2 separate regions of the Homo sapiens genome follow, and region 2 is linked to region 1. A link is a loop called in an ENCODE intact Hi-C map of the cell type or tissue named here. Cell type or tissue: PC-3. All regions are shown on one strand.

Region 1 (2,500 bases):
AAGTGTTAGGTTTTTTATCTCCTTATTGAAAGGAGCGTCTAGTTTCACACAATGGGAATGTTTTGCTTTCTTTTAATGTTATGGTACATTGTTCCACTTTTGATAGTGAATAAAACAAGATCTCTGGCAAAAATATACAATAAATATTATCCCCCTTCTGTAGTCCTTGGCCTAGTTAAATCTGTATTACAGTTAAACCTAAAATCCATTATGAATATGAAAACACCACCTTCATTTGCATTCAGCCATATCTGTAGGCAAAAAAGGTTATTTACTAGAAGAAAAATATAATTAATTTCTGAGATGTTTTATTTTATTTGGAAGGCCTCCTCTCTCCAGGAACATAACAACGACTTACTGATTTAAAAGTCTTATACTTTAGAGGTGGTCAAAATACTTTTCTAACAATCATGATGGCTTGTGTTTCTAATCGCAGTAACACCTGGCTAGAAGATAAAAACGGTCTTCAGAGAACCTTTGGGCCTTTTTAGTTTTTGTCACCTCAATGTTGCTCTTGTATGCACCCGGGAAACTTGGGTGGGTTTTAATCTTTCCATTTAGCATTTGGTTAGTTGGTTTGTTTAATAACTAAGAGTACTGAAACATACAAGTTGACTTACCAGTTTGTCAAGCCAAGGAGAAAAATACAATGCTGTCTGTGATACCCCAACGATAATAAAGAAGATAAAGGTGCCTACCCTGGAACAGCTTTGTAAAGTTCACTGTGGTGGGCATGGTCAAAGTAGTCTCATCGTGCTTGGGGATTCGAGTTGGAGCCTTTGGTAATGGTCATGTCAAGTCAAATGACCCTTGAAAAAAGTAAAAGCCATCATAGGCAGAACCCACACAATATTTTCATCATAGTAGGCCCCTTTCGCTCCAGTATATTCTCTGTTCTTCATTTGAACACCAGCGGAGGTAGTTTGCTTGGATTGAGAAGATCTATCATATATAAAAAAAACAGTCTCAACACAACTTGGAAGCTGAGATTGATGGTGGTAATATCAAATTGATCTCTCTTAATTCATGATATAGGAGAAAACTCAGTGGCATACGGTAGATCTGCAGTTGTATTTATGTGATTAAATGTGTATTTTAAATAATTTCATCACATTTGTTTTCTGCACAGGAAAATTCTTTTACTGGGACCAGCTCCTTCTCTACTCTATCCATATACCAGTAACTGGGACGGCCATGTTTTTACAGAGCCTCACCCCTCCCACAGTCTGGACCAATCCCTGCACTTTCCTGAGATATTTTAAATTTCAGAGCACAGAGAGGGTGATACAGTCTCCCTCTTGTGGTCAAAGCCAAAAAATGTGAATCCTGTTTTCCATATGCCTCCACAGAAATAGAACATACAGTGAAAAAATTAATAGTAAGAATACAGTTGAAAGGCAGACAGATGGAGCTTTGAGACCTGGAGGGAGGGTCTATAGCTTTCAAACCCCTGATTCCGTTTGTTCGTGAGATTCTGCAGGATCCCGCCCTTGTCTGACTGTTCAACTCTGTACTAATTGTGAAAGTTGGTAAATGATCCCTCTAGCCAATAGCTTGCTAGGGTTAACTTTCTGCCACTTGCAACTACATTGATATAGTCACCAAAGTGTTTACTTAGATCAATGTTCTCCCCAGCAAAGACAGAAATAGCAAACTGATAAAAACTTTATTACTGGCATAAATGTATAGTGGCCTTACCTTTGCAAAAACACTTCACTTGGATAGTCCAACACGACTTAACAGTTTATTTTTGTTCTCTGGGTTTTAATTTCCTCATCAATGAAATGGTAGGGTTGAGCTAGATCAGAAGAACTAAGGGAGCCCCATGGACCACCTAGCCGCACCGCAGTGAGTGTGCGCTCATTCTGACATTCTTTCCCAAGGACTTTCAGTTCTGCTTCAGAAGACTTCTCTCCGCAGTATGCGGGGTGGAATTTACTTTTCGTTCCTGAACCTTAAATGATCTCGAAATGCCATTATAACCTTGCTAACAATGTAGTGAATTAGACCAGGCAAGTAACTGATTCCCATTACATGAGTAAGGAAATTGAGTCACAGAGAAACTTGTAGTTTAGATAAACCTGTTCAGCTTCTTTTTAACCCTCTTTCCCCTCTTCATGTGTACCTGGGGAGGTGGAAGGAGGATGAAAGACTGTGGCTGTTCTTTAGTAGTTTCTTTCCTTGGAAAAAGAACAGGGTGGGGCATGCCACTGCTCTCGAAGGCTTCTGTACTCTTGCATCGGAAATCATCTCCTTTTCTTCTCCATCCCTTTGTCTCTCCTAACTTATTGCATCACATCAGCACCAGCTGGCTGTACCCCATATTAGAGGAAGATGGGGCCCAGCCAATGATTGCTTCTCTGAACTAAGCTGTACCCTGGTGAGTAGCATTCCCAAAGGGGTTTAACTTAGGAGTGGGAAATAACAGAGAAACTTGTTCAGAGACCAACTTTTGAACCCAAGCAGAGATGCAAATTTGGGGTCTAGGCGTGCCATTTAG
Region 2 (2,500 bases), 820 kb before region 1:
CGCCTCAGCCTCCCAAAGTGCTGGGATTACAGGTGTGAGCCACCGCACCCGGGACAGTATTAAGAGGTGAGGCTTTTAAGAGCTGATGAGCTGATGAGGCCCTGAGGGCTCCTCTCTTGTGAATGCAATTAAGTCCTGTATGGTAGAGGCTTCACACAGCATTCAGTCCCATACAACTTCTGCCACGTGAGCACATGGCACTCCTCCCCTCCGGAGGAGCTGCCCTCACCAGATGATTGAACCTGCTGGTTCCTTGATCTTGGACTTCCCAGCCTCCAGAATGGTGAGAAATAGATTTCTGTTCTTCATAAACTACTGAGACTCGTATTCTGTTACAGCAGCGCAAGTGGACTAGGACACTGCCTCTCTCCTAGGTTCTGGTGGTTGCTGGAAATCCGTGGCCCCCCTTGGTTTGTAGATGCATCGCCCCATTTCTGCCTTCATCTCTACCTGGTGCTCTTCCTATGTGAGCAGGTTGAGTGGGGAGGGGAACTCACAGTTTCTCTTTTGGTCATTTTAAATAAGATTTGACTGTTAGACTCAAAGCAGTGATATCAGTTACTGTAGGAGAGCAGAGAAAAAAGAGTCAGATCACAGCTGGGAAGGTTTCATGGAGAAAGGGCTAAGGATGGATAGAGCTTTGGCACCATCAAATGTCAGGCTCCTCTGAGACTCCCAAGCCATTTGGATAAATAAATGGATAAACAAGTGTGTTGTAACTACAGAGAAACATTTATTGTTTTTCCCTTCACAGAGGGGAAGATTACCAAGAAATTATTACTTGTTATTCTGATCAGTAACTTTCACCATTTCCAGACGGAGCTGACAGCTACCCAGCAGGGAATGCTGAGTTAGAAATATCCCTTGCTTCCCAGTAAAAGAATTTCTTTTTCTGTCTCTGCTAAGACAGCAGGTCTCTACTGCTGTTGGTTTAGTCTTGCCTGTGACCTGCAATATAAAATGAAGATAATGGGGAAAACAAAATCACTGGATTGGAAATGACTCTTACTGCTACCTCGGCATGATTAGATATGATTTTAGGAATCTGCAAAAAATTCTAGTCTGGTCGTGTAGCTTCCTTGATGAAAGACCTTTACTTGCTTCCCACTGCTTTTAGACATGAGACTCCAATCCTAAACTTTGCCAAGAAGAGCTTGCATGTGCTGGCTTGGCCTAATTCTCTCTTCTCTGCATTCCAGTCTCAGTGGCCTTCCTTTATTTCTCATCCGACTTCCTAACACAACTTTCTCCCTTTTGACTTAAGAACTTTGTATGTATGACAAGCACCTCCCTTGTAAACTTGAGCTTTTTTCCCCCCTCCCTCTTCAATCTTGTTTTTTATTTATCCTCCAGGTGACTGAAGTGCCTAAGCTTTTAAGGGGCATCCTAACCTATTCCATCCTTGTCACTTGGTATTCCCCACTCGTCTGCTGCTTCTTTCTGTAATGACTTTCAAAGGAATAAGTAGGTTTTGATGGTGAATCTTTTGTAAACTATGAAATTTTATGATATTCTCTGCATCACCACTAGGGGGAGGGCTGCCCAAGTTTTATGGTTCAGAGCTTTGGTTACAGCTTACCTGATGGAATGAAGTCCAAAAGAAGAAAGTTAAGGACAGCCGCCCAACCACAGTGGGGAAGCCGGAGGGGAAGGCAGTGTTAGTGCTGGAGCATTAAATAAATAAAATAACACAGGGCAAAAAATTAGAGGAATGGTCACTGGTGATTACAGATGTTAGAAACGTAGCATTAGTTGTTTAAAAATGGATAATAAATGCCTTTGAGAGAAGACATCTTTGCAAAGGGTACTGCTAGAAGCTTTGCTGAGTGGGGGCTCTTTATTTACTATCTTTTTTGTTGTTGTTTGTTTATTTTATTTTATTTTTTTGAGATGGAGTCTCGCTCTGTCGCCAGGCTGGAGTACAGTGGCACAATCTCGCCTCACTGCAATCTCCACCTCCCGGGTTCAAGCGATTCTCCTGCCTCAGCCTCCCCAGTAGCTGGGACTACAGGCACCCACCACCACGCCCGGCTAATTTTCGTATTTTTAGTAGTGACGGGGTTTCACCATGTTGGCCAGGATGGTCTCAATCTCATGACCTCGTGATCCACCCGCCTCGACCTCCCAAAGTGCTGGGATTACAGGCGTGAGCCACTGTGCCCGGCTTATTTACTATTTCTTGTTCCCTCTCTGCCCCACTAGAGGAAACTGAAGAGAATCACGTAGAAAATTCAACTGGGAATTATGTAAGACTTTTAATAGAACTGATTTTTGGTGGAGGTGGAGGGTGGGAGAACATAACAGGGCAAGAGGGTGGTGGTGAAGAGCTTGGACTCTAGTGCTGGCATCTTTGCATTTGACTCCCAGCTCTATTATCAATTAGTTGGCTTACCTTGGATAAGTTACATTACTTCTCTATACCTTAGTTTTCTCATCTCTAAATTGAAAATAATATTAGTCCTTAGAGGGTTATTGAGAGAAGCAATAACAGCTGAAAATG

Evidence for each region. Hi-C counts contacts between places; a loop is a spot of excess contacts. Peaks named below come from ENCODE experiments on the same cell type or tissue, not always from the same donor. Only the 100,000 strongest peaks of a DNase experiment are listed, where the experiment ranks them.
Region 2: it touches region 1 in a loop (8-fold over the local background); 2 of 110 quality-filtered maps call a loop at or near these places.

The regions. Positions count from the first base shown.
Region 1 is chr4:23,716,463-23,718,962 of GRCh38, forward strand. It overlaps LOC105374528 (a long non-coding RNA gene), which reads left to right and starts at 2,212. Exons shown (of 3, transcript XR_925477.3): 1 at 2,212-2,380. In PC-3, a CTCF peak has its summit at 1,303 (motif pointing left); no DNase peak of the experiment used is centred here.
Region 2 is chr4:22,896,174-22,898,673 of GRCh38, forward strand. No RefSeq gene overlaps it. Among named protein-coding and RNA genes, the nearest start is that of ADGRA3, 380 kb to the left of the region's middle. In PC-3, a CTCF peak has its summit at 1,515 (motif pointing right); no DNase peak of the experiment used is centred here.